Regions from separate parts of the Homo sapiens genome. Here region 1 is linked to region 2. A link is an interaction called in ENCODE POLR2A ChIA-PET data of the cell type or tissue named here. Cell type or tissue: GM12878. All regions are shown on one strand. Links, peaks and the distances in the headings refer to the core of each region. The heading gives the core; the rest is flanking DNA. Region 1 overlaps TEC (tec protein tyrosine kinase). Region 2 overlaps TEC (tec protein tyrosine kinase).

What was found. Peaks named below come from ENCODE experiments on the same cell type or tissue, not always from the same donor. Only the 100,000 strongest peaks of a DNase experiment are listed, where the experiment ranks them.
Region 1: POLR2A ChIA-PET joins it to region 2 with 11 read pairs; 3 of 35 experiments call an interaction of 5 or more read pairs at or near these places.

The regions. Positions count from the first base shown.
Region 1 is chr4:48,185,421-48,200,679 of GRCh38, reverse strand. All of the region lies in intron 2 of TEC (tec protein tyrosine kinase), which reads left to right. Among named protein-coding and RNA genes, the nearest start is that of TXK, 59 kb to the right of the region's middle. RefSeq lists enhancers at 2,748-2,917, 4,477-4,526, 4,547-4,596, 14,175-14,900. In GM12878, for the core only: no CTCF peak of the experiment used is centred there; DNase peaks (open chromatin) are centred at 3,067, 3,769 and 5,546; H3K4me3 peaks cover 3,285 bases; H3K27ac peaks cover 4,000 bases.
Region 2 is chr4:48,241,631-48,256,889 of GRCh38, reverse strand. The region is part of intron 1 of TEC (tec protein tyrosine kinase); the gene reads left to right. Among named protein-coding and RNA genes, the nearest start is that of TEC, 21 kb to the left of the region's middle. In GM12878, for the core only: no CTCF peak of the experiment used is centred there; DNase peaks (open chromatin) are centred at 8,904 and 9,509; H3K4me3 peaks cover 444 bases; H3K27ac peaks cover 3,074 bases.

The DNA.
Region 1 (15,259 bases), core at 2,255-6,254, 51 kb after region 2:
TCTCATTGACCAGAACTTAGCCACATGGCTATACCTAGTAGCAAAGGGAGGCTGAGAAGTGCAGTCTTTTATTCTGAGTACCAAGGTACCACCTAAAAATCAGGGTTCCATTATTAGTGGGAAATGGATGTCATAAGCAGACAGCTAGCAATTTCTGCCGCATCCTAATGGGCTCCTCTTTCCACTCTTGCTCCTCTCCAGTCTGTTGTACCCAATGGCTGAGTGATCTTTTAAAAACACAAATACGATCATGTATCTCTCCTGCCTAAAACCCTACAAGAAATTATTATCCCAATTTTAATCTCAAAAGTCCTCAACATGGCCTATGGGACACTGTGTGGTCCAGCAGCCTGCCAGCCTGTCCACATTGATCTGCAATTCTTTCTCCTCACTCCCCACCCCCCAGCCCACCTGTTTTTCAGTTCCTCGAAGGTACCACCTCCTTCCCATGTTGAAGCATGTACATTACCTATGTCCTTTCTCTAGAACCCGTGTATCCCCTCCCTTGAATGGCTAACTTCTCCCCCTCTTTCAGGTTTCAGCTTAACTATTACTTCCTTGGTATATTTGCTGTGATCTTCCAGATTAGATTAGATTTCCCTGTATAATGTCATTCTGCACTTTTACTTTGTACCACCTATCTCTATTTTATTTTAATACATTATTAATACAATTAGTTTTTCAGTCTCTTTCTCTCATTCTCATTTATAAGCTTCACAAAGCAGGTGAAGGCATCACTTAACCCAGTACTCATCCTCCTTCAGAGGGTTGTTATGGGGATCAGTTGAAATGATACATCTACAACATGCACTAAATAAATTTAAAGCAAAACTGGCATATGGTAAACCTTGAAGAAAAGTTAGTAATATTGCCATGGTTGTTAAGTTTCAAAATATAAAAATCCATTCTTTTTGGCCAGGCATGGTGGCTCATGCCTGTAATCCCAGCACTTTGGGAGGCCGAGGCGGGTGGATCACGAGGTCAGGAGTTCGAGACCACCCTGGCCAGTGTGGTGAAACCTCATTTCTACTAATAAAATACAAAAATTAGACAGGTGTGGTGGTGCGTGCCTGTAGTCCCAGCTACTCGGGACGCTGAGGCAGGAGAATTGCTTGAATCTGGGAGGCGGAGGTTGTAGTGAGCTGAGATCGTGCCTCTGCACTCCAGCCTGGGTAACAGAGTGAGACTTTGTCTCAAAAAAAAAAAAAAAAAAAAAAAAAAAAAGAAAGAAAATCCTTTCTGTAGCCCAGACTGGAGTGCAGTGGTTGTTGAGTGATTGAATGGAATCCAGGTTCAAGGAAAATATGATAGATTTGTTTTGTGTCATGTGAAAGAGATGTAAATGAAAGAGATAAGGAGAGATGTTTGCCTGGGTAGTTTAGAGATACAGATTTAAGACGCAAGTGAGAAGTTGGGGTTAGAGAAGTAAATTTGGAATCATTGGATCTGGTTCATTTAATGCTGTTTATCCTAAAAGGAGGTGGCTTCCTGAGAGGACATGCTGTGGGCTTTGAAGCCAGGCAGATCTGCTCTGAATCTGGATCTGTCATTACCAGCTATGAAATTGGGCAGTTGATGAAACTTTCTAAGTCTCAGTTTCTTCACCTGTAAAAGGAGAAAATACCTGCCCTGCCAGGCCATTTGTATTTAAGCCTCTGGCCGATAGAATATTAGAAACCTTTCTGTCCATTGGCTTCAAAGATGCTTTAAGAATGAAAACATTTCTACCTTAAAAACAGAGACAATGGAAAACATTACTTTCTTTATCATCTCCTTGGTACCTTTGAATATACATTTTGCACAGTGAAAATCAAGACTGGCTTCTGGGATTAGAAACAGAAGGGCTCTGTGGCCTTTTTTAGTTTAGTTTTTTCTTTTTTCTTAAATTTAAATATACTTCTATTGTGTGAAGGAGAGAAAAAAATATATTTTTTCCCCTTGCCTATCTTAGTTTTTCCAGCTGGGGCCTTTTAAATTAGACCACCAAAAGAGAGATTAACAGGAGAAAAGCATAGAATTTTTATTTAGTAATTTTTACATGTACGTGGGAGCCTTCACCAGGAAAATAAAGACCCAGGGAAGTTGTAAGGGTTGAAAGCTTATATATTATGTTGGACAAAGAGTAGTAAATTGGTAAATTGTAAAGATATGACAGGGAAAAGGAGTTGGGGCTATTTTGAGAGCTTCTAGCTAATGGGATTCCAGTACCAGGTTGGCTAGCAACCCTGTCCTGATGGGAAATGCAGGGTAGCTGGACATGAATGTCTACAGTGTCCCTTTCCTGGGGTACTTCTTTAGCCTGGAGGATGGTTTTATGCCTAGTTAGCCCACCTGGAACCTGGGGACTCCCTCACATGGGGAACTTGTTTATCTTATTTATCTGGCAGCCACTGTTGTGGCTCTTGTCTGACCCATGTCCAGCTTACACCTGCCTGACCATCGCCCTGGCGCCGGGAGCCTGACTTGATATTCCCCCCAGGATCCCTGGGAAAGCATGGCCTGAGGCAGCTGCAGCCACTGGTTCTTCAGATGAAAAGTGGAAACTCAATACATCACCAGGTAGGAAATGAGTTCAGAGATTTTTACTTACAGATCTTGGACAGGAAGGGCGGAATGGGCTGGGAGGGCAGTCCTCCATCTCCGGGTTGCATGAGGCAGGAATGGAGTCAGGCAGAGAGAGAAAATGCATGTGGGAATTGGCAGTATATATAAGGGGTAGGGTGTGGGGTCACTTTGAGTTCCTGGGCAAAGGCCTAAATGGTGCTTTTAAGGGAAGCTTCGATAAAGTGGGGAACCCTGTCTGCTAGATAGGAGAGATGCCTTTAAATTCTTATCTCTGGCTGCTGGCCTGAGCCATTTGGGTGTGGTGTGGAACTAGAACTATCAAGGGTGACTGAGCCCTGCTTTGGGTATGAAAAAGTTGAATCTATTCAAAATGGATGCTGAGGCAACATGAAAGTATAAGAATTCACTTCAGGACTAGGACAGTTAATTGTGGAAAAGTAGCAAGATAAGGACTAGTATAACAAGGTTTGTACAGCTTTCCCTCAGCCTCAGCTCCCCATCTCTGGTGATAAGAATGAATGTCTTTCGTCCTCCTGGTATAAGGAGGGCACCTTTTTCATGGGAGTTAATCTCATGCTTTCAAGAAGAACAAGGAAGGTCACAGTGCCCTTCTTGCATGTGCTGTTTTTTTTAAGTGCCTTTAACTCAATCCATATGCCGAAGTAGCATATTTTTGGGTGCTTACCATGTGCCAAACATGGTCTTATATGCTTTTTAAGTATTAACTTTAATCCTGTGAACTGTTTGAGGCAGATACAGTTACTATTCCCATTTTACAGATGATGAAACTAAAGAACAGAGAGGTTGAGTACTTTGCCCAAGGTTGCAGAGTGAGCATGTGGCAGAGCTGGGACCCCAGCCCATGCAGCCTGATTCCCAGAGCTCTGAACCATTGTACTGCACTGCCTCTGGATAGCTTTGTGATATTTTTTGGGCTACCAAATTGTGTGTTTATAGAAGGATCAAACATATATTAATCTTTATATTCACCGGAATATGACTTAGCCGTCAAGACAGCCTGACAAACCGGCAAAATATGTCTTTGTAACATTACTCTTGTGCTTTGAAGAGGAATTTTTGACCAAAGATGCTCCCTGCTATCGTGTGTTAAATGCTGTGAGTTACCAGAGATCAATTGTTCCTAACGTAAAAAGGAAGTGCTAATCTAGTCACTGGCTGGCTCAGTATTGGTTTCATACTGTAAGATAGAACTAAAATAACAGCCTCGAAGGGTAAAAATAGTGGAGTCACATGAAGCATCAACCGTCATTTTAAAAACAGAATTGTAAGACCCATGAGGAAAGGTTAATTTCTTTTTCTGTTTGAAAAGAGTGGATGTTGGTAGACACTGGTCGTTTCTATTACGGCCTCCTGTAATTTTAGAAAACCGATATTTGTCATGACCTGAGGAAACATCTCATTCATGGCTTTTATAAGACATAGTCAAATTCAGCATCAACTCTCAGAAGATCTTTCTTGGAGTCTAGAAGGTAGGTGTGAGGATCGTTTCTTAATCAAAACTAGTGGCTCTCGCTTTTAGGTTTCCTAAGGGCTAGTATGCTTTTCAAAAATAATATTAGTAGCTAAATTGATCAAGCACTTAAACTGTTTGTCAGCGTTCTTCCAAAAGCTTTACATGAATTGACTCTTCGAATTCTTACTGCAATCATATGAAGTTCTGGTGCTATTATTCATCCCATTTAATAGCTAATGAAGTGTAGGCACAGAGAGGTTAAGTAACTTGTTCAAGGAGATACAGTGAGTAAGTAGCAGAGCTGAGATTCAAACTCAGACAGTTGGGCTTCAGACTTTTTGCTTTTAAGCAGTAAGCTCTATTATAGAGGCCTGCTGGTTCTTAGCCCAGGGAGATCTAAGACGTGTAAACCAGAATGCCTGCCCACACTGAGTAGGGATCTTCCCCACTCAGTCTACTAACTTGCATGCCAGTCTCCTCTGGAAACACCATCACAGACACAATCAGAAGGAAAGCTTTACCAGCTCTCTAGGCAGTCCTTCTTCCAGTCAAGTTGATACCTAAAGTTAACCATCACACCTTCCAAGACTGGTTGCTGCATAGGTGCTATAATGTGGTATCTCTGTACCACCAGAAGGGAGGTGAGGCGGGGGTAAGGAAGAGAAAAGCAGACAGATAAAGCTTCTGTTGCAGGTGCTGGTGGGCACTCAGTGAGTGGCGTGGCTATTGGACAGTGGGGATTCTGTATTTTGCACTGTGGGGGCATCTCTCAGAATGGCCAGATATTCTGCAACAGGGATGAATGAGAGTTAGTTTCACTAGAGCAATTGAGAGTTAGTTGCATTAGCAAGAGCAAACTAAGAGGGAACAAATAGTTTAATTATGGCTCCTAGCTGTGATAGCCAGCAAAGAGTACAACATTGCAGCCTAGATTTCTGTATCTTACTCATTTGCCCTTGATCAATTTGTTTAACTCAGTGCCCCATTTACCCAACAGTAAATTGCAGATGCTAAATGACTCATTACTTTGGCAGAGTCACTGGTTCTGTAATTAATTATGGAGCACTTTAAGATTGATGAATGCAAGGAGCTGTGCACACACGACCTGTACGAGCAGTTGTATAAACATCGGGATTGTTGTTGTTTCTAAGGCTTGCTTCCTGTTCTGAGCCCAGTGTGCACTTTACCACAAAGGACAGCAAAAGCTTTATTAGTAGCAATTAAGAAATGTGCCATCTCTGCTTTTACTGGTTTATGATGGGCTCTTTTTCTATTCTCAAAAAAAAAGTTTGTAAGTAGATTCAGTTACAACTTTGATCAGGCTTTAAAAAATATTTGAGAAGTGTTTTTTAACCTTTTATCATAGAATATTTACAACTTACTGAACAGTAGACAGAATAGTACAGTGAACCCCGTGTACCCATTACCCAACCAAGTAACCCTAGTCACACTTCCTCCCACCTCATTATCTATAACAAATCCCTTCTACTCCCATTGTCTTGCAGAAACCACATCATTTCTTCTACAGATGGTTCAGTATTCATCTGCAGAAGTCAGGGAGCCCCCAGCTTAAGCAGAATCTTAGTGCCATCACCACACTCTTAAATATCAACAGAACTTCCTTAATATCATCAAGCACTCAGTCAGTGGAAGAAATTGTTTTAAAAATAATTTTATCTACAGAATGTTCACAGTTGATGGGTTGTATTACAAAAGTTTGCTGTAAGTTGGTTATTTGCAACACCAGTTGAATGAATATTCCTGTAGAAACTGTAGTAAAAGCAGTGATTGGCCCGCATTAAACCCACAAAAACCCATGGAATACATAATGAAGCAATTCTGTGTATTTCTCTTTGAGTATTTTACTGAGGGGAGAGTTGATGGGCAATTCACCGTCTGCTACTAGAGACCTGGCTCCAAAATACATTTTCTCTTTCTTGTGGGTGTTATTATGGTGATTCCTTCTCCCTGTGCCCACTTCCTCACTCCCCCCAACTCTCATCATCTACTCATCAAACTTCCCATTAGAGAAGCGAGAGGAAGAAACTTTACCTGGTATGGCTGACTGTATTCATTGAAAACAAGGAGGGAATGTTTCTCTTTTAGGGGGTAGCAAAGGGTATAGGAAAGCTGCCATTATATGCAGTTTAGTATTTTAAAGACGTCTAGAAAACAAACTGCAATGTGATCTCTTTAACATTGAAGAGAACTAGAGAGATATATAGGGCTAAGTAGCAGCTGATTTAAAGACCAGGTTAATGTTCTGCTTTCGCAGTTCCCTAGCAAAGCTCAGTTCAGTTTTAAGTAATTTATATTTCCAGTCCATAATTGTGTGCATGCCTCTGTGCCCTCCACTAACATCAGATAAGCAGGGAGTGGGGCTCTTCTTTGTAGAAGAACTGGCTAGATATAGGCAGGGTAGAGGCAAAGTTTCCAAGAGGCTGTGAGCCTTTCGATGCACCTTTCCAGAAATCCAGCCCCAGGGGAAGGCTTTAGGAGAATTGCCACAGGGTTTCCCACCCTCAGGGCTGTCATTGCTCTGGGTTATCACTTCATCAATCCATTGGTCATGGTTGGGATACCAGGAGGTGGGGTGGGAATGGTGTTCCCCCTTGGGCTGCAGTGGTAGGTTTTGTTCCACAGATTTGGCCATTGCGTATTTGGATTACTTGCTGCCCCTGCCACCCACCATCTATCCCAGAAATTGCATTTTCTGTCTTGCCCTATTTGCCATCTGTAACTCTCACCCACCAGAAACTTACAAAGCTTATCTCTCCCAAGTTCCTCTTGATAAGAAATCATGTTTATGTGATTCTAGTTATTTCCACTTTCATAAAGATATAAAGTATCATTAAAAAAAAAACCCTAACACATGAAGTGCTTACTGGACAGCCTCAGAACACACACGCAGTCCTACTAGAGAAACAAAGTGCTACTAGTCAGTATTAACCATAGAAACCTAAGAACTGAAACCTAGGCTAAAGGGCCTTCCTTCTTTTTTGTTGCTAAGAAAAATAAAACAAAACAAAAACAAACAAAAAAACAGGCCAAAAGATGCTCACTAACATATCCAATGATAACCATCTCTCCCTTGACAGTAGTTACGTTTATCTCTGAAGATTGTAATGGGACAGTTACTCTGTCACTTGGGTATTACTATGTGCAGCAGTACACTTTGATGGAATAGAGAGGAGAGGAAGCAGAGTCTGGGATTATTTCCAGGAAGCAGGTCCTGGAGATTCCTGGCTTGCCTGTGCCCACCTGGTGTGGTATAGGTCTGAGAGAACTGCAGCAGAAGAAAGAAAAAAGATAGAAGATAAAAAATATGAGCAAAAACTCTTCTCGAAAACGGCGTAGTTAAGAAAAAGTGGTGGTGCTGGTTATGCTCTTCAGGAGGCTGAGGTGGGAGGATCGCTTGATCCCAGGAGTTCAGTCTGGGCAATGTAGCAAGAACCCTATCTCTTAAAAAAAAAAAAAATCAGAAAAAAAGGAAAAGAAAAAGTGGTGGCTACAACTGGATATTGTGAAATTAGACCTGAGAAAAGTCTAACTGCTCAGCAATTCCACTTAGTTGAGTCCTCTCCTATTTATTTATTCATTCATTCATTGACTTATTCAACAAAGTTATTGGGCACCTGCTAGGTGCCAGGTTGCCAGGTGCCAGGCTCTGCTGCAGGTGCTGGAGAGGGAGTAGCTGTGCCTTTGCTGAGCTTCCAGTTGGTGACCTTTATTAGACCTGCCTTGAAGAAGGGGTGATAAAGAGAAGGCTAGGACCAAGCAGCAGCCTTGGTAGGAGGTGTTGAATTTATTTTATTTATTACTCATTTTCATTTAAGACTGAGTGAATCAAATGGATGGGTGAGTTCTTTCTAAGTTGGAATAAATACTAGGGCAGAGCCTTCATTTAAATGAGAGCTGATCAATTACCTACTTCTGGCCCATTATAAACCAGAGTTATTTTGCTTAATCTTTCTACTCATTTTTTTTTCTTTTACCATTGTTGTTATTGCAGTTTTAAGCTTATGATTTAGAACATTAAATTATTACCAAAGAATTTTATAGTTTCCAAGTATCCCCAGACTTCAGGGTTTCCGAGAGCAGGGGCCATATTTTTTTCAGCATTATACAGGTATGCTCCAATGACTGCACGTATTTAAATTGCATTATTTGATGAGTTTTCACATTAGGTATACATCCATGAAACCGTCACTACAACAACTGAAACACTGAGTATGCCCATAACCCCTAAAAGTTTTCTCATGCCACTTTATCTTCATACCTCCCTCTTCATGCCCACCATCCCTAGGTAATCGCTGATCTAATTTTTGACATGATAGATTAGTTTGCATGTTCTAGAATTCTAGAATAAACAAACTTATATAGCAGGTACTCTTTTTTAGACTAGCTTCTATCACCCAGCATATTATTTTGACATATATTAATTTGGTTATAACAATATTGCATTTCTATTACTGTGAAGTACTCCATTGTATGGCTATACCACAATTTGTTTCCCCTGTTGATGGATGTTTGGGTTGTTTCCAGTTTTGGGCTATTATAAATAAAGCCACTATGAAAGTTTTTGTGTTAGTCTTTGTGTGGACATATGCTTCCATGCCTTTTGTGCTTAGTGCATTATCTAGCATGTAGTATATACTGAGCAAATATTGTCCTGAGTGGTTGTTAGACTTCACCTGCATATCTTTTATGGTCTTAGTCTGTCACCCAGGCTGGAGTGCAGTAGTGCCATCATAGCTCACTGCAGCCTTGAACTGAGTTCAAGCAATCCTCCTGCCTCAACCTCCCGAGTAGCTGGGACTGCAGGTGCACACCACCACACCTGGGTAATTTTTAAATTTTTTTTGTAGAAACAGAGTCTTGCTATGTTGCCCAAGGTGGTCAACATAGCAAGTGTTATGTTGCTGGGATTACAGGCATGAGCCACTGTGCCCTGCATTGCCTACATTTCCATGGTAATTGATAAATAAGACCAAATTACTTTTAAAAATAGTTATTTAAAATATTATTCTGTTTTAAGAGAAAGAATGGTTCTGCTATTATCCTATTTCCCTAGTTTGTTCTGTGATATTTTATGCATTATAGTCAAACTTAACTGTCTACTCCTATATTTATTGAGTTCCTGGAATATTTACTGAATTCATCCTTAAGGAGAAAGTGAAAAACTATTGGTATGTTACCTAATGAAACAATGTAAATGCCAGTGAAATATTTAAAAGATCTGTATTAAATATTTTTTTATTGAACTGTATAAGAAAATTAGAGAGTATATAATATTAAAAGTTAAGGCTGTTTATATGGGAAAAAAGTTTAAAGGCTGAAAAATTGTATAAATCTTATATTTAAAGGCAAAAACAAACCAAATAACTGACAGTAAGTGATTGTGAGGGTCCAGATAAATTATGCTATGTGCCTGTGAGCATCTCACAATTAATCCTGAAAATAATCTAGGAGATAGGTTATGTTAATCTAATAATTTTAAGATCCCCATTTACAGATAAGGAAATAGAGACTAGAAGAGGTTATTTAATTTGCATGGGGCCACAGAGCTGGCATTTAAGCACAGCTTGCTGGTCACTGAAGCCTGGGTGCTCAATCATTATGTCATATTGACTCTGCTGTGTTAAAACATTGAGACAATACTGAAAATATTGTGGCATGTTCAATAAATTTTTTAAAAAGTCCCCTAGCAGCATAGTCAATTGCTGTGTATATTATTCACATACATGTCTCTGAAAGTCAGTCAACTTTACAAGTTCTTCATCAGTTTTAAACTTTCCTAATAACTTCTGATTTTATATTTAGGGTAACATTTTTGTAGTTTTCCCATCATTTACATTTGCCAGCCTGTTTCTAGTCACTTCTTATTAGTCTCAGGAGACAGCAATATCCAGTCTTTTTTCCTTTAACAATCAAATCACCATTGTCTCTTGCACTTGAGGCTCTTTGGCACTCTGGATCCAGTTGTGATCCACAGATAATGCTCTATGATTATCTTTCTATTTCTTGCCTCAAATTTTAAATAACTTTGGGAACTTTGATTCGTCTTGCTAGGGCGTCAAAATGCTGTCCATGACTTATTTCCTACCTCGATTATAAATGCTTTGTAGGTAGGAAATCTATCCCATATTTCTTTGGTTCTTGCTAAAGAGGTTTCTGACATCACATTGGTCTGAAATCCTGGAGTCAGAGAAATTTGCCTCTCAGTAAAATTCCAAGTGAACCTGGGAAGATCATTTTAGCAGACACATGGAGAGTAAGAGGGTTTTGCTAATGTGTAATGATAAATTGAAATTTGTTGTAGAGAGTGCCTCTGTGGGCTTCTGTTTCTTTAGAAATTGGCTCCATGAAGGCTTAAACTTTAGGTGTGGCAGTTAGTAGAGTTAATTTAGGTTTTTAAATGGGAAAATTCATAGTTATAATCTGATAAATACTCACCTGGCATTTCAGACAGTATTGAACAAGTCTCCAGTCAGCATACATACTCACTAGAATTGCAGGAAAAGTACTTAAGACAAATGAAGTATTTACATGTTATTGCTTTCAAATCTAAATATTAATGTTTGTGGTGGTAGTTAGCACCCTACTTCCCATGATGCTTAGCTCCGAGTGCTAAACAGATGGTAGATATTTCATATACTAGATATGGCCAGGGACTGTTGTCCCTCACAGATCTGCAAAGTGGGAGTCCTTTCTGTTGCTGTCACCTAGTGTCAGTTTCCCACAGGTGTTTTTGCTCTTGCTATTTTTGGAGAGGTAACATGGTATAGTGGTCATTGGAAGGCTTAAACAAGTTGATATGCGTAAACCATAGGACAGCACCAGGCACACAGTGCTATTATAAATCTTACCTATTATTCTTTATTATTTGAATATGGGTTAAATCAGATACTATGATTTAGTATATTTCCATTCACCACATGGAATCTGATCATTTTGCATCTTTGCTGCCAGATTCAGATCCCAAATGCCAACACTGAGTTTCACGTAAATTCTTATTTCCTAGTGAGACATTTCCCCATGCACCATTCTAGGCTGAAAATGTGTCCAGGTGGGAGATCTATCTCCAGAAGCCAAATGTTGCCATAAAAATCCATTGTCTATTTCTGCATTTTCTGTATCTTTTCAGTAAAATGTATTGAAACCTCGGGGGTGGGAATAAGTAGGCATTTTGGATTTGTCTGGAAATGCTTACGTCTCAGGAGAGGTGGCTGAGAGTTAGTGTGTGTAACCTTTATGGGGTTTTACCTGAACATATCCCTGTAGATTGAATCTTGTTATGTGTAAGTCAGTGTTCTCAGGGTGCTCTTCACACATGTGTTGGGAGCGTGTTAGGCAGGCCTGGTGGTCAAGGAATACAGGTACAAAATAACAAATGTCAAGGAATGTTAGAATTCAAAATAAAGAGATAATTTCAGCCAGTGTTGCCCAAACTTCAGCCGTTACATATACTACTTAGATGAATTTGCCATATATGTGCCATCTGTAAAGCACTATTTATCTAATGTTTTCCTTTAAATAATTTAATGTTTTTTTCCTTAGACACAATTATTTGAAAAGGAAACTGTATCAGTCAGTAAATGAAAAACCATGAATAAAAGGTAATCATAAAACTATATACAGTAATTACAAATGTTTATCCAAGTTCCACCTAAAACCACCTCAGCTTGAGATATTTAACTGATCTTTTTCCTGGCAATTCATGCGTGTGTGCGCGCATATGCATGGGCGCGCACACACACACACACATGCACACACACACCTTGTTATATTGCTGTGTACTTTCCATCAAGCATCATCATAAGAAAACATTTTCTTTAAAGTTTTAGTACTATTAAAAAGAATTCCTTTTAGTCCTGCATGTATTGACCTGAGATGTCTATGGTATATAAAAGTGAAAAAAATGCAACACACTCCCAAATATAAATGAAAGTACTTGTATAAGTATGTGAATGCACACATACGCGTGCATGTTTATGTCTGTGTATATGTATGTATAGCATACATACATACATATGCTTGTATGAGTATTCTAAATACTCATACAGTGTAGAGAGAACACTTGAATTGTTAAATTACTTTTGAGAGGTATTGGAATGACTGGGAAGAAGGTTTGCTTCTTCTTGTTGGCAGTGAGCATGGAAAAAATTAAATAATGAAGATTATAAAGGAAAAAACCCTCAGAAACCACCAGAGCACTCTTTGGGAAACACTGATTTAGTTCAGCATGTCTCTTTATCAATAAAAAATCTGAGGCATTGAGTAGCTGAGGTGTGGAGTACTCTTAATCTAGAATATATTCTTTAAGATAGCTAACTGCTATAGCTTACAATACCCTGAAACTCCTGCCTTACCACAATAGAAAGTTTCTTTCTTCCTTACATTATATATAACTGCCTTCTACATGGTGTTTCAGGGACCCAGACCTCTTCCATTTAATGGCTTCATTGTTTTTCAGTCCCCACAATCTTTCAGTGGATCTTTTGAGTCCAGTAGGGCGACAAGGAAGGGGATGGAACAGGAAGGATAGTGTGAAAGGTTTTAGAGGATGGGAAGTAATGTTATGTCACTTCTTTCCATGCCCCCCTTGGCTAGAACTCAGTCTTATGGCCTCACTTAAGTGCATGGCAGATAAGGAAGTGCAATCTAGCTGAGCCAACTCCCCAGAAAGGGGAGGAAAAATGTGGCAATCAGAGATCGCTAGCATAGTCCTTGCTCCAAGGGAATTTGTAATCTTTGGATTGAATTTATTAATTTTGGCATTCCTTGAATTCAGAAGTCTATTACATGAAACTTAGGCAGTAAGAGATCTGTATACATTTATTTTTACACAATGTATTGTAATTCCTACTAATGTTAAGAATTAAACCATTTAAATCACTTTTAGACTTAATTCAAAACACATAGGTTAGTAAGTTTTGCTTTCAACCGTAATAAAACACATCTGGTGATAGGTTTTAGCTCTGGGGCCACAAAGGAGAGTTGTGAAGAGGGTTGCCAGGAGGTATGGAAAAGTCTTAAGTGGTCATAAGATCACTTAGGGGGAGAAAACAACACTTGAATTTTAAATACAGTGAAAATATGTCTTCAGAAACTATAATTGCCTACATCAACACGATCTTATATGAAGATTCTGTGATTTTGGAAATGAAATTTTTGCCTTCATATTTCTTTTTTTTTTTTTTTTTAGTATTTATTGATCATTCTTGGGTGTTTCTCAGAGAGGGGGATTTGGCAGGGTAATAGGACAATAGTGGAGGGAAGGTCAGCAGATAAACATGTGAACAAGGGTCTCTGGTTTTCCTAGACAGAGGACCCTGCGGCCTTCCGCAATGTTTGTGTCCCTGGGTACTTGAGATTAGGGAGTGGTGATGACTCTTAACGAGCATGCTGCCTTCAAGCATCTGTTTAACAAAGCACATCTTGCACCGCCCTTAATCCATTTAACCCTGAGTGGACACAGCACATGTTTCAGAGAGCACCGGGTTGGGGGTAAGGTTATAGATTAACAGCATCCCAAGGCAGAAGAATTTTTCTTAGTACAGAACAAAATGGAGTCTCCCAGGTCTACTTCTTTCTACACAGACACAGTAACAATCTGATCTCTCTTTCTTTTCCCCACATTTCCCCCTTTTCTATTCGACAAAAACGCCATTGTCATCATGGCCCGTTCTCAATGAGCTGTTGGGTACACCTCCCAGATGGGGTGGCGGCCACGCAGAGGGGCTCCTCACTTCCCAGACGGGGCGGCCGGGCAGAGGCGCCCCCCACCTCCCAGACGGGGCAGTGGGTGGGCGGAGGCGCCCCCCAACCTCCCTCCCAGATGGGGCGGCTGGCAGGGCGGGGGCTGACCCCCCACCTCCCTCCCGGACGGGGCGGCTGACCGGGCGGGGGCTGCCCCCCACCTCCTGGACGGGGCGGCTGCCGGGCGGAGGGGCTCCTCACTTCGCAGACGGGGAGGCTGCCAGGCGCAGGGGCTCCTCACTTCCCAGACGGGGCGGCTGCTGGGCAGAGGGGCTCCTCACTTCTCAGACGGGGCGGCCGGGCGGAGACGCTCCTCACCTCCCAGACAGGGTGGCGGTCCGGCAGAGACACTCCTCAGTTCCCAGACGGGGTCGGCCAGGCAGAGGCGCTCCTCACATCCCAGACGGGGCGGCGGGGCAGAGGCGCTCCCCACATCTCAGACGATGGGCGGCCAGGCAGAGACACTCCTCACTTCCTAGACGGGATGGCGGCCGGGAAGAGGCGCTCCTCACTTCCCAGACTGGGCGGCTGGTCAGAGGGGCTCCTCACATCCCAGACGATGGGTGGCCAGGCAGAGACGCTCCTCACTTCCCAGACGGGGTGGCGGCCAGGCAGAGGCTGCAATCTCGGCACTTTGGGAGGCCAAGGCAGGCGGCTGGGAGGTGGAGGTTGTAACGAGCCGAGATCACGCCACTGCACTCCAGCCTGGGCAACGTTGAGCACCTAGTGAGCGAGACTCCGTCTGCAATCCCGGCACCTCGGGAGGCCGAGGCAGGCAGATCACTCACGGTCAGGAGCTGGAGACCAGCCCGGCCAACATGGCGAAACCCTGTCTCCACCAAAAAATGCAAAAACCAGTCAGGTGTGGCGGCGCGCGCCTGCAATCCCAGGCACTCCGCAGGCTGAGGCAGGAGAATCTGGCAGGGAGGTTGCAGTGAGCCGAGATGGCGGCAGTACAGTCCAGCCTCGGCTTTCACAACTTTGGTGGCATCAGAGGGAGACCGGTGAGAGGGAGAGGGAGACGGGAGAGGGAGAGGGAGAGGGAGATGGGAGAGGGGGAGGGGGAGGGAGATGGGAGAGGGGGAGGGGGAGGGAGAGGGAGAGCCTTCATATTTCTTATAGAGATTTTCCTCTTCCTGTTTATATTCTGGATATTACTTTAAAAACTATAATCTTTAAAATTATGCCATGCTTATGTATATATTATGCCATGCTTATATATATATTACTGGTTTCTTAATATGTTTCTTTTTCTCCTTAGTGTAAAAACACTTTATAAAATATAAATCACCCATATAAGTTACTATTATAAGCTAGTTTAAAGGGAGGAAAAAATAATGAGATACCAAGTAATGGAATGCCAAGTTTTTGTTAGAATTTTGTCCTTGGTAAAGAGGCAGCAGTTTCTCATAGAATCATCAAATTGGAAGTGCCTCTAAATTCTATTCATTTGACTTC
Region 2 (15,259 bases), core at 7,186-11,185:
CAAAAGGTATTCTTTGTCTCCTAAGGACCGGGGACTCCTAGACACTCTATCCCCATCCCTGACTCCTGACTCCTCTCAGCATCCATCTTATTTTCCCTGCCTATGCCCAGAACTGCTATATATAATGTGCAGGTTATACACTACAAAATTCTGAGATGTCATTTATATTGTAGACCCAGTGGATTTGCTTATTTACTGCAACAGGTTTTAGGAAGATAGAAGTAAAGTTTTTAAAAGAAGAGACACTTTTTCCTAATTTATGCAAAAAGACTTTTTTTTTTTTTTTTTTTTTTTTGAGACAAGGTCTCGCTCTGTTGCCCAGGCTGGAGTGCAGTGGCACAATATCAGCTCACTGCAGCCTCTCGACCTTCCAGGGTCAAGCGATCCTCCCTCCTCAGCCTCTCTAGTGGCTGGGACTACAGGCAGGCACCATCACTCCTGGCTAATTTTTTTTTTTTTTAAATTTTTTGTAGAGACAGGGTTTTGTCATGTTGCCCAAACTGGTCTCGAACTCCTAGGCTCAAGCGATCCAACTGCCTCAGCCTCCCAAAGTGCTGGGATAACAGATGTGAGCCACCGTGCCCGGCCACAGAGGCATTATTTTTAGCAGGGTGGGCGGTGGATTGTAGCCCTTCTGTCTCTTCCTCGCATTCTGGTAGTTGGTCCCATGGCATTGTTCTGTTGTATGCTCAGCACTACTCCAGTGCCCTGCCTGTGGCTGAAAGTGTAGAAGCAGCCTCAGTCAACCTCTCCTCCCCCAGAAATACTGTCACAGAGCCATAGTCATTCTTCATGGTAGTTTACCTTGGAGTCATATGTGTGTTATTCATAATTGTATTTCCAGTGCTTAGTGCACAATAGGTGCTCAGCATGTTTATTGATTTGAATTGTTATCTTAGCTTTGACTCTGTATTTGGGCCTCTGCATTGTGTCCTCAGTTGTCCTTAATGATACATGACCCAGGGCTGATTTATCCAAATGCTGACCTTGCCCTCTCTTTCATGGAGTCACAGATCACCCTTCATATGGTACCTTTGTTCTGATAATACTAATTGTCATTATTGTTATTTTGATAATAATAGCTGCCATTGATTGATCACTTACTTTGTGTCAAGCATTGTGCTTAGCAATTTATGTAAATTATTTCATTTAATCCTCCCACAATATCTATAGGAGGTAGGTACTATTTTACAATGAGGAACCTGAGTTACTGAGAAGTTACATTACTTACCTGAGGTCATACAGCTAGTAAATGTCAAAGCTGACCTTTAAAACCAGTTCTGTCTGACTTCAAAGCTCTCTCAAGTGCCCTTTTGGTTATCTGGGGCCTTCCTGACAAGTGACTGTGCTGTAGTGGACTGATTATTTGTCTGCCCAGACTTTCTTCCTTTGGGCAGCTACTCTGTCCAATTCATGTGGTTTGGGTGGAGTTGACACTACCCAGGGATGATCATGTGATTCAGCCTTGGCCAATCCGAGCAGTCCCTCCACTTGACCAAGGGATTGGCTCAGGGGTTAGCATGTGATCCAGTCTGGCTCAATGGGACTCTTCTGCTGGCATTTAGGAAAGGGGGAGCTCTTCCTCTGGGATTTAACCTGGAGCGATGTAACCTGGAGCTACTGGTGGTCATTTTTCCCTGCTCCATGGAGGAAGCCGCAATACAAGAGAATGGGACCGTGCAGTGAGAAGCAGCACTGCACGGTGGTGAGAGCACACTCAGCATTGTTTGAAGTGCAGGAGTCAGCTGTGCCAGGACTTCTCGATTATGTGAGCCAATGTGTTCCTTTTGTTGTTGTTTGCTTAAATCTAATTATGTGCATTTGAAAGAACCCTGCTTATACCGGGTTTTCAGAAGATGAGTATTTTTGTCTTGGATTCCCTATGCTATTGTCTGTCTGCCCTTGGTCATCCACTACTTTTTTGGCCTTCGTGCCTACTTGGTGCCTTGCAGGCCTCTCATCCCTGTAGACTCTGCACCATGTTCAGCTTGCTGTGTCCCTTTTAGGTCAGTAAGCCCTGCCCTAGTGAAAGGAGGTGCCACACCCAACACCTCCTCACCAACAGCCCCCGCCCCTCCATCCTGCCCTATGGCATAGCCCACAAATGGATCTGGGTGGGAAAAGGATTTTGCCATGAGTGGAACATTAGAGAAATCTGTTCTTCATAGACATCGGAAAAATTACTCGTCAACCTACTCTTTGGATGCTGATCAAAGACTATTGAATGCTAACCTCATTTGGTCTCTGACACCATCTGGGATCTCAGCCAGTGTAGGCGGAGGCCTTGCCTCTTATCCCCAGTTTTTTTGGCCACCAGCCTTTCTAATCAACTGTCTTTCTATGTACTCTCAAGCCTCCTATGATTTTGAACTTCCATTCTTCTGCTGGCTGCCTTCCCAAATCTTTCCAGTGGCCCTTTGAGAGCATTGTTCCACTGTGAATCAACTCTCCCACACCAGAGCCTCCTCACAGAGTAACAGCATTGCCTTCCCTGTAGCTCTCTCTGCTGTAGCCTACTCCTAGCTTCCCTTTGCCACTTCTAGGGCATCACTTTTCTGCCTTCCTGCAAAACCCCTTTGTCCTTTAGGGTTCAAGCCATTCATGCAGGTACCCTCCTGGTCTCTCCTTTTGCCACCAACCTCTTTGTCATTCTCCCTGATTGACTCACCTGGTTCATGGTCATCTCTCCCAGCTCTGCTATCTCTGCATTCATAGATACAACCAACTTTTTATGTTTGCGTTAGTTGTGCAGTTGTCTTGGGGTTAATGGGAGTCGTTAATTATGGCAGGAGTGGAAAATAAGGGAGACTTCATAAAAGAGATTACGTATGATCAGGACCTTGAAAAATGAATAGGATTTCAATAGGTGGATAAAGAGGGAGGAGCCTTCCAGAGAGAACAACTCGAGCAGATACATGGGGATATGAAAAGACCTGGTACATTTGCTTGCTTGAGTCCTGGAAAACAAGTGGTAGGAAAGGAAAAGGGAACTCAGATTAAATTGGACATGATTAGGCCAGGCTCGGTGGCTCACGCCTATAATACCAGCGCTTTGGGGGGGCCTAGGCAGGTGGATCACCTGAGGTCGGGAGTTCAAGATCAGCCTGGTCAACATGGTGAAATCCTGTCTCTACTAAAACTACAAAAGTTAGCTGGGCATGGTGGTGCATGCCTGTGGTCCCAGCTACTCGGGATGCTGAGGCAGGAGAATTGTTTGAACCTGGGAGGTGGAGGAGGTTGCAGTAAGCTGAGATTGTGTCACTGCACTCCAGCCTGGGCAACAGAGCGAGACTCTGTCTCAAAAAAAAAAAAAAAAAGAATTGGACATGATTACATTTATTTAGGATTGAGGAATGACCCTAAGGAGTATGCAGGTGGAAGAATGCAAGAGAAAGAACAAAAAGAAGAGGGGCAGGATGATCTTGTAAATGACAGGATGAAAACTTTATTGGAGTGATTGTAAAAGGTGAGAAGGAGTAATTAAAACAGTTAAAGAAAGCTCATAATAAGACTACGGGCTTTAGAGAGAAGAGATAATAGAAGAAGAGGTGGAAGGATTTTCAGGACAGAGTAGTTATGTGGAAGCAGGGAGAAGGGCAGAGGAATGAGACAGGACAGCTGCTGCTAGGATGCCAGGAGACGACAGCTACATACTAGGTATGAATCAAGTTACTTAGCCGTTTTACTGCCTGATGAATAAAAAGTAAGATAACTTACGTATTTCATGATAGTAAAAATGACTTACATTATGTAAGCCTCAGATGTTTCCCAATCTGTGTTTTATAGACTACAACTCTGGGAGATGTTAACGAGGTTCAGGGGAAATAGAGTAAGTTCTATGATCAAATGAAGTTGGGAAGCGCTGCATTCTATATGATTCACCTATTAAAGCCCCTGAGAAATGCATACAAGGAACCAATTTGATGTTGTTTAACCCAGCTTTTCCCAAATATACTTGTCCATTCATTCATTTGTTCATTCATTCAACAAGCATGCAGTAAATGTGTGCTATGGTAGTATGTTTTGAGTACTCTGCTGGCCACTGGTCCTAGAGTAGAATAAAGTCACCCAGTGTTCCTACATTTATGAGATTATGGTCTAATATAAGCACATGTTATCATCCCACAGCTCCTAGTGTTCTGAGGAACATGATTTGGGAAGCCTTCAGTTAAGGTATTTAATATTGCTTTTTGTGCTCTGGAATGGAATGACATGGAGTGATTGTCTGCCTATATCTCTGCCTTTATGTCTCTATCTTACATCAGTACCTCTGCCTCTTCACAGAATGTTTCTTAGACCTGCTGCCTTGGGCAGGGATAGAGCTGATGACAAGGAAACTTTCAGGTCTGGGAAGTTGGTGACTCACCCAAGATCACCCAGCTAGTTAGTTGCAGAACCAGGGACAGAACCCAGCTCTTCTGGCTCTAGGTTCTGGTTCTGTGCTCATTTCTTTCTTGGTAAGAAGGGACAACTTGAAATGCTTGAAAATTAAAAAAAAAATTAAGCAGACTCAACAGACTCAGTGAGATACTATGGCCTTTGCCAATTTAATCAACAATAGCAGGATTGACTTAAGGATCAGCAGCACCACCACCACTACCACTATCATCATCATCACTAATGCTGAGTAATTACTATAATCCATGTGCCATACTAAGCACTTTATGTATATTTGCTTATTTAATTCTTACAACTCTGTGAAGTCATAATTATTACCCTATTTTATAAATCAGGAAGCAAGCTCAGAGAGGTAATTGTCGGTGTTTATACAACTAATAAGGAGCAGAGCAAAGCTTCCATTTTAGGCTGTTTTCAGAGTCCAGGCTGTGAACTGCGTTCTGTTATCTAGTGAAATGTTTTTTCTGCTTTAGTATTTTCCTCTCAGAATCAGTTGGTCTTTTCTCTCTTCCATTTTAGCTTGCCTTGCTTCTTCGTCTTTGTAAAAACCAGATCTTAGGATCTGATTTGTTTATTCTATGTCAGGTAGCATTCATCCAATATTTGCTTCTACTATTTCTTCTCTGTAAAACCCATAGTCTTATTATGAGCTTTCTGAAACCATTTTAATTACTCCTCCTCCCCTTTTGCAGTCACCCCAATAAAGTTTTGATCTTGTCATTTACAATATCATCCCACCCCTCTTCTTTTTATAATAAAGGCTGTTATTTCTCTTACATTCTTCCACTTGCATACTCCTTAGAGTCCTCCCTCAATCCTAAGTAAATACAATCATGTCCAATTCAATCTGAGTATTTAATGAATAATATGTGAAGGAACTGCTTTAGGAGCTGAGGACCCAGTGGTGAATGCACAGAACAGGTTCCTTTCCTGTGAAACTTACAACCAGTGGGGAGAGTGCACAAGAAAAACAACACATAATCAAGAAAAGTGTCACACAGAGATAAGTACCATGGAAAGAATTAAAACAGGATAACATAGTGAGAATAACTGGCTGTCTACTTTAGACTGGGTAGTCAAAGGAAGGTCTTTTTTTGTGGAAGTGAATTTAAACTAAAATTTGAGTTATAAGAAGAAAACTGCAAGAGAGAAATGGGTGGGGAGGAGGGAGAAAGAAAATGGAGCACTCTTCCAGGTAGAGAGAACATTATGTGCCAAGACCCCAGCCATGAGTTTGCAGTGTTTGAAGAATAGGAAGAAGGCTGGTGTGGTTGAATCATAGTGGGCCATTGGGGAGTGGTACTAGATGCGGTTAGAGAAGTAGGTCATATACTAGGTTAAGGAGTATGGGTTTTAGTTTAAGTGCATTGGGTAGGCGTTGGAGGATTTTAGCAGGGCTGATGACATAGACTGATTTATGTTTTTTAATGAATGTATTTACTGATGCATGGAAAAATGATTATAAGGAGATAAGAAGGAAGTACTGAGACCCATTAGGAGGATATTCCAGTAGTCCTGATGCGGGATAATGATGGCTCTATTAGTTATTGCCACAGTAATCCTGTGTAACAAACAGTCCCATAAATTCAGCAGCATACAACAATTAGGATTTATTTTTGCTCATGAGTATAGGATGTCTGGGTAATTCTGCTGATCTTGGCTGGGCTTGGTTGATCTTAACTGGGCTTGCCCATGTGTCTGTGGTCCACTGTGGGTTAGGTAGGCAGCTCTGCAATATTGCCTGGGTTCTCTGATATGTTTGAGGGGCCAGCTGGCTGTCAACTAGTATAGGGATGGTCTCAGCTGAGATGTTTGGATCAACTCTGCTCTCCTCCATATGTACATTACATCCCTCTAGTAGGCTAGTTTGGGCTTACCCTCAGGCTGGACAGTTGGATTCTCACGGTGATCGCAAAGAAGCAAGAGAGGAAGTAGAAACAAACGCACACGTTTTAAGGACTCAGCTTGTGTCAAGTTTGCTACTGTCCCATTGGTCAAAGTAAGTTACATAGGTATATCCATAGTCAGTGTGGGAGGGCATTGCCAAAGAACAGGAATTCAGACAGGTGTGAAAAGATACAAGGAGATATGAAAAATTGGGGCCATTATTCCAATCAATCTATTGCACTCATGGGAGAGTAGTGAAGAATGAGAATCTTGAATAGGTTCAGGAAATATTTAGGGGTACAGTCCAAAGAACATGCTGATGAATTAGATTTGAGTATGAGAGAAAAGAATGAATCAGAGCTAATGCCTAGATACTTGGCTGAGCAGCTGGGGAGATTATGAGGCCATTTACTTGGATACTGGATGAAGAGCAAAATTTAGGGGACTATCTAGAGCTCTGTGTTAAGTGGTGTTGTGTTTGAGATACCTGCTAGATATTTAAATAAAGATGTTAGGGTTGCAGTTGGATACAGCAATCTGAGGTTCTGGAGAATGTCAAAGCTAAAGATGTAGATTTTGGAGTTATCAGCCTATAGATGGCTCAGCTGGAATTCCAGGATGCATGCCTTGGCTGGGATCTACTGAAATCCATCAGCCAGTCACCCTGAAGTCTTCTAGTCTATGCGTAACTGATAAGACTCACATTGTGCTTTGAATGTGCTTTTCTATTTCACTAGTTTAAAATATTAGTGTCTACTTGTATAATTTGTGCTGTGAACTGAAAACTACAGTTTTCCCACTCTGCCATGTACAGCCTTCTGATTTGGCAGAAATAATACTGAAAGGACACCTGCCAGGGTCTTAGTAATTCTTAGTTATAGTAATCTGAGACATTTCAGCTCAGGGTTAGCAGAAAGATCATGAAGTCAAGAAGCAGGGCTTAAATCAGATGAAGTTGGAATCTCCAAAGGTAATTACTTCCTTTGTGAAGCCATAGGTCTTTGGGACTGTTTCCTGTTACCTTGGGCCATTCAGCCAAGTACACCATAAAATACTTGGCCTATCAGGAAGGCACATACTAGCATTTAAAAAATTTTACAAACGTGCTGTTTAAATTATATTACACAATATTACCATGAACATAAGATTTACATTTCTGTCACATACTGGAGAGTGTATCTTAAACTGAATTTCACTCAAGTTTTGCCAAAAGTGGTCTTGAGATAATATTTAACAGATACAGACCAAGGATCATATTCCTGATTTACCTATTTCTGTACTTTATTCCTATTTCTTGAATTAACCAGATAGCAACCTATTTAGCTCAGCCCAGGTAGGAATGCCTTTACTAAGGCTTTATTTACTAAGCCATTATGAAATGTTAATATAAGAAGTAGCCTGTTGAGGAGCACTTTTGTGATTTCTGCCCAAACTGCTGTTGAAGACATTTTGTAATATCTTTCATTATCTTTTATGATCCCATAAACTGGTTTCTCTTTGGAGTTTAGTGACAGGGAAAATTTTTCTTTTGATAAGCTGGTGTGTAATTTATCATAAACATTATTATTCTATGAAGCATTCAAAAAATTCTTTAATCTCTGATATTTTGAGAAGCTCCAAACTTGACACACGATTACACAAAATGTTTCAGATTTCTGGTTTTCAGTGTGTAGTAGAATTGAAGCATATATGAATTAGGGGAATTCAACTCTGTGGGCCAGCCAAAAAAAAAAAAAAAGAAAGAGGAGACAAAGAGAGAGAAACAACAATGTAAAGAGTGCAGATGAACCTATTCATCTTTCCACCTGATGAGTATACACCCCAGAAGGGGTGTGTACTGGAGGCGTGTGAACCTGGTGCTCTCTTTGTCTGCCTGAGTCTGCAGAGGATATCCATGAGCATCTCACAGTGCTCAATGTGATTTGTGGTTAAAGATACATACCTTGTTATACAAACTGACCCCTAGGCCCATGCCAGATACTTTAGTCCCAAACCAGAAAACCTAAAATTGATTATTCTGTGGGCTGGATTGTTTGCAAAAAGGCCTGCATCATTCCCCTCCCAGTGTCTGCTCACCTTGAGTAGTCACCTCCCGTACTGACGCTGGGCTTGTGACTTGCTTTTGCCAGTGAAACAAGAGCAAATAAATGTAAAGCATTCAGAGACATGCAATGTGCTGTGTACTGGGTGCGTGCTCTCTCTTACTGCACTTAGGACCCTGAGGACTGTAGGAGCAAGCCCAAGTTGTCCTGTTCAAGAAGCCACGTGTGCCCTGGCTGATAGCTTATAATTGCCAGAAGCGTGAATGAGGCCACCCTAGATATCCAGGCCAGGAAAGCCCAACTGACCTGCAGAATCATGAGAAACAATATGTTTTTATTATTTGTACACCACTAATTATGGAGTGGGTTTTGTTTTTGTTCTAATCAAAAGCTAACTGATAGAACTTCCAGTGCTTCTGGACATTTCTGCTGATACTGTGTTGGACATATCCAGAGAGAGTGTATCAGTCTGCAGTGTGACCTGTGTCTCCTGTGGAAGACTCAAGGCTAATTGACTGTGTTCAGTTTTTACCCTATGTGCTGACTGAGAACCAACCCCTGCATAAGTCTGAGTTCCACTCTGTTTTCCACTTTCTGCCTTTTGGTTTCTGACTCCTCCTTTTAGTTTTAATTCTTGTCTGTATATTTACATGTTGTACATGTATTGTTTCTTAAATTACTTTTATTGAGAATAAATTCAATTAACATAAAATTTGCCATTTAAATCGTTTTACAGAGTAGTCTAGTGATTTTTACTATATTTATGATGCTATGCGTCATCGCCACTATCTAATTCCAGAAGATTACCATTATCTCAGAAAGAAACCCCACACCTCCATATCAGTAACCCACTTTCAGCCTGTGTGGATTTACCTACTCTAGACATTTAATGTAAAAGTAATCAGTACAACTTGTTGCCGTTTCTATCTGGCTTCTTTTATCCAACATAATGTTTTCAAGGTTCATTCAAGTTGTACCATGTATCAGTATTTCATTCCTTTTTAGGGTAGAATAATATCATATTTCATTGTATGAATATATAAATTTTGTTTATTCATTCATCAGTTGGCAGACATTGGGTTGTTTTCACTTTTTGGCTGTTGTGAGTAGTACTGCCATGAGCATTCACATACAAGTTTTTGTGTGAATGTGTTTTTAATTCTGTTGGGTATATACCTAGGAGTGGAAATGCTGAGTCATACGAAAATTCTATGTTTAACTTTTGAGGAACTGCCAAACTATTTTTCACAGTGCCTGTACCATTTTACATTTCCAGCAGCAATGTGTGAGGGTTCTGATTTCTCCACATTCTTGCTAATACTTGTTCAGTTTCTATTTTTTGGATTATATTCCTCCTAGTGTGTATGAAGTGGTATCTCGTCGTTTCAATTTGCATTTCCATAGTGACTAATGGTGTTGAAATTTTTTTATATGTTTGCTGACCATTCATATATGTTTTTGGAGAAATGTCTATTCAAATCCTTCACCCATTTTAACACTGGGTTGTCTTTTTCTTGTTTAACGGTAAGTGTTCTTTATATATTCTGGATACTAGACCATTATCAGATATATCATTTGCAAATATGTTTTTCATTCTGTGGGAACTTCTTGTAACCTTCTTCAATAATGTCACGCAAAAATTTTTAAGTTGATGAAGTCCTACTTACCTATTTTTCTTTTCTTGCTTATGCTTTTGATGTCATATTTAAGAAACCATTGCTTAATCTAAGGTCATGAAAATTTGTACCTATGTTTTCTTCTAAGAGTTCTACAATTTTAGTTCTTTAATTAAATCTTTGATCCATTTTGAGTTAATTTTTGTATATGGTGTGAGGTAGAGGTCCAAATTTATTTGTATCCAGTTATCCCTATACCATTGTTGAAAATATTTTTCTTTCCGCATTGGATGGTCTTGACATCTTGGTCAAAAATAATTGACCACAGTTGTGTGATTTTATTTCTGGACCCTTAATTCTGTATTGTTGATCTATATATCTATCCTTATGGAGTACTACACAGTTTTGATTGCTATGCCATTAGAGTAAATTTTAAAATTGGGAGTGTGAGTCCTCCAATTTTGTTCTTTTTTTTTTTTCAAGATAGTTTTGTCTATTAATTTTACTATATGGGTTTTAGAATCACCTTGTCCAGTTCTGCAGAAAAGGTTGTTGGGATTTTAATAGAGAATTCATTGAATCTGTAGATCCATTTGGGAAGCATTGCCATTTTAACAATATCATGTCTTTCATCCACGAATGTGGGATGTCTTTCCATTTATTTAAGTCTTTTTAAATTTATTTCTACAATGTTTTGTAGTTTGCCGTGCAAAAATCTCATTCTTCCTTGGTTAAATTTTGTTCCTGCATTTTTTTTTATTGAAACATGTCTCAATTTCTCTCTGTAGGTAGACAAGATAAAAATGATAAATCCGTAAAAATAATTTTTCTTGTTTTGAGATGGAGTATCACTCTTGTTACGCAGGCTGGAGTGCAGTGGCGTGATCTCGGCTCACTGCACTCTCTACCTCCCATGTTCAAGTGATTCTTGTGCCACAGCCTCCCGAGTAGCTGGGATTACAGGTGTGTGCCACCATGCCAGGATAATTTTGTATTTTTAATAGAGATGGGTTTCACCATGCTGGTCAGGCCGGTCTCAAACTCCTGATCTCAAGTGATCTACCCTCCTCTGCCTCCCAAAGTGCTGGGATTACAGGCATGAGCCACGGTGCTTGGCCCAAAGTAAATGTTTTTAATGTAGCTCTTCAGCTATTTTAATGTAGCCAGACTTTTTTCCTAGAAGTCGGGGAATGAGGATACTAGATTTCTAGTCTCAAAGGTGTTATTATTATGTTTATAATTTTGGCTATATTATCTTAGCTTTTATTTATTCATTTATAAAATTGTACCTGTCAAAGTGCCATCTACTCTGTCCATTTTAATGTTTTAGCGATTAATAGTAATAGTAATGCTATGAAGATTAAGTTAAAACAGTAATACTGATAGCAAGCACTTAAATGGCATCTATGTGCCAGGTAACTATTCTAAGTGTTTTCTGTGTATAAACTTACTTAATGAAATTAAATACTGGGTGGGGTGAAGCTTTAAAGGACTGTGTGATTTTTTTGTGTATGTGTGTTTGTGTGTGTATGTGTATGTGTGTATACACGTGTACGTGAAGTCTTTTTGGATGACATTTGGAAAACTCATAATTTTAATCTAGAGTTCTCAAACAATAGTTATAGTCAATGTTTAATTTTTTTTTTTTTTTCCTGGAGAAGGACTCTCGTTGTGTTGCCAGGCTGCAGTGCCGTGGCGCGATCTCGGCTCACTGCAACCTCCGACTCCCTGGTTAAAGCGATTCTCCTGCCTCAGCCTCCTGAGTAGCTGGGATTACAGACACGCACCACCACACCCAGCAAATTTTTGTATTTTTAGTAGAGATGGGGTTTCACCATGTTGGCCAGGATGGTCTGAATATCCTCACCTCGTGATACTCCCGCCTCGGCCTCCGGAAGTGCTGGGGTTACAGGCGTGAGCCACTGTGCTCGGCCTAATTTTTAAAGATTAAGATATTAATAACTGTATTAATGAACAAAGGGAGGGAGGTGATATCTCTCAACTCTGCCTGTTTGGGCTTTAATTATTTCACCTCTCAATTGAGAAGTTTGAATCCAATGATCTCTAATCTTAGAGTGCCTAGCTCTCATAGTCAGCTGTCTAATGGCTTAGATATGATATCTCTCTGTCCTGTGTGTGGTATTTGAGAAGAAGGATGTTGCAGGGGAAGGCTCTTTGAGGAATTAGATCAAAACTCCACAGAAGTGTGAGCTTGGGGAAGGCAGAGCTTGTGTTTTCCATGTGGAATGTTATATCCCTGTCACAGTACCTGATATACAGTAGAGTTTAAATAAAATGTTTTGTTGAAAAATGAGTGAAGAAATAAACATAAGACTGGAAAGAAGTCATTTTGGGTTTGATATGATTTGGCTGTGTTGCCACCCAAATTTCATCTTGAATTCCCACGTGTTGTGGGAGGGACCCAGTGGGAAGTAATTGAATCATGGGGCAGGTCTTTCCGATGCTGTTCTTGTGATAGTGAATAAGTCTACAAGATCTGATGATTATAAAAGGGGAGTTTCCCTGCACAAGTGCTCCTCTCTTTGCCTGCCGCCATCCACGTTAAGATGTGACTTGCTCCTCCTTGCCTTCCACCATGATTGTGAGGCTTCCCCAGCCACGTGGAACTGTAAGTCCAATTAAACCTCTTTCCTTTGTAAATTGCCCAGTCTCGAGTATGTCTTTATCAGCAGTGTGAAAATGGAGTAATACAGGGTTTTAGTTTCTTTTAAATAGTAGAAACGTGTATATGTGGATTGAGTGTGGGGAGAGGAAGGAGTATTAAAATGGATATATTTAAATTAATATAAGCTGTTTCTTACTTTTTGTATTTCTTCATACTCATCTTGTATTTCACAACACTGAGCCCTTGGCCTGGGATGTGCCTTTGCCTTGCCATCTACCAACTTACTCAGCTTTTTAGCCCAGCCCAGGCATCACCTTTGCTGGTTATCTCTCTACCTCTTTTTTTTTTTTTTTAATTATACTTTAAGTTCTAGGGTACATGTGCACAACATGCAGGTTTGTTACATAGGTATACATGTGTCATGTTGGTTTGCTGCACCCATCAACTTGTCATTTACATTAGTTGTTTCTCCTAATTCTATTCCCCCACCAGATCCCCAACCCCCAACAGGCCCCAGTGTGCGTTGTTCCCCGCCCTGTGTCCAACTGTTCTCATTGTTCAATTCCCACCTAAGAGTGATCTCTCCACCTCTTATCTCCAGGCAGAGTTGAAGCTTGTAACCATCTGTGGTCTAGCACTGATCACATGGTAATGAAATTGTTAGCTTCTGTTGTGTCTGTCCCTTTTACTAGGGTATGAGTATCTTAATGGCCATGTTTTATGTTTTATTTTGATAACATATCTGGCATTTAGCAGGTGTTCAGTTAGCAGTTGTTGAGTGTGTAAATGTGAACCAATACAGAATAAAGATGAGGCAATGACCAACTGACCAATTGCTTTCCTGAGTGTTTGCTGCGTGTAAGGAATTTTATGTGCATTTCTCTTACTTCTCAGGACAATCCTTTAGAGTTGGTATCATCATCATCCTCATTTTACAGATAAGAAAGCAGTCTCTAAGGAATTAAGTAACTTGTGTAAAGTTATGCAGCAAATAAATGGCAAAGCTAAGATTTACAGCCAGGTTAAGCAGACTTACCTGTTTAAGTTACTTCCACTAAAATCAGGGTTCTTGGCCAGAATTTCCAGTAAAAATAATGAGTGAAATAAGATACTGGACATCAGGTGACATCAGGAAAAAAAAGATCTTCGGGATGATGTTTAAAGAACCATTGCTTATGTCTTCTCCAGCAGTCTCAGGAAATAGATTAAAAATTGGGTCTTTTAATATATCAAAAGGTACAGGCCTGCCCTCTCAGTGGTTGAATTTTCTGTTTAACACAGTAGTAAAATGAGGAACAAGTGGGTTTCTAGATCAAGCTACATAGAATAATTACATTTGGGGGCTAAAGACAACATTAGAGCTCATCAGCCTCAGCCCCATTAATCTTACAGATATCACAAGACCCACAGAGTTTGTAAGTTTGGTCCTCAGTTGCTTTGTCAGTTAAGGGCAGAGAGTGTTCCTTTACATCATGAGGCTCACTTTATATATTAATAGAAAATTTAGAATAATGGTAGATAAAAACTTGTCATATTAAAGAGACAAGAGCATGAGAGCTTGGTTGAAATACCATCACTTCACACATTGGAGATAGTATCTCTGAGCTTCTGGTCCCCCTCAGAAAAAAAGAACTTCCTGCATAGGACAGAATTCATCATCAGGGGCATCTCTGAGAAAAAAGGATCCTGTAAGTTGTTTGTTAACTTATGATTCCAAGACTTTGCTAATTTAAGATGCAAATGAATATACAATGGTCCCTCCTTATCTGTGTGGCTTTTGAAATAAGAGTTTTCTTTCAGATTTGCCCACTGATAGTAGGAGGAACTACACATGGTGAAAGATCTGAAGTAGACGCTTCTGTTACCTTTGAGATTTGGCTTCTGAAGTAAATACCAGCAAGCTAGATAAAGTGAAATCATTGTCATCCGATAAATACTTACCGAATACCCAATATATTTCAGGCAGTGTTCTGGGTGCTAGATCAGGCCAAATATTATATTTTATTTTGTGTGGCTTGTGTAAGACAGAATACTCAGAGGGAAAAGAAGACTTGGAAATATGCTTTTGAGAAATTGATATGTAATGGAATTGAGATTTATGTATACGTGTAACATGTACACAAACATTAATTTATTTTGTTGTGGGTCCATATTGCTTATATAAGTAAATTTGATTTTCAGAATTTCACACAGCACTGGAAGAAATTGGACATTGACTTATTTTACCAATGTAGCCAGACACTGCACATTACCACTTTTAAAGTCCTTAATAGATTGTAATGTCATGCGTTGTTTTTAAGGTACTCTTTTCACATTCTTCTCTAGAACAAAGATCATTTCTTGTTCATCTTTGTTAACCACCTTAGTGCCTCATGCATGGTTCCTAATACATCATGACTGTGCAATAAATGTCAGAATAAATAATCATGAATGTCTCAAATTATTTCTGTGGACAAATTAGCTCATGAACTGAAAATGGTAAAAAGATGGTTGAGTGAAGAAGAGGAAACATTTGAGGGAAGGAAGAAAATTGACGAGGATAAGAGATGAATGAAACAAGAATGAGGTGGTCAAGAATGCTATCATATATTATATGTCCTGGTAAACTTCTGCTGTGTTAGAAACCATCCAAGACTTAAAGGGATACAACCATTTTATCACCCTCATGAATTCTGGAGGTTAAGAATTAG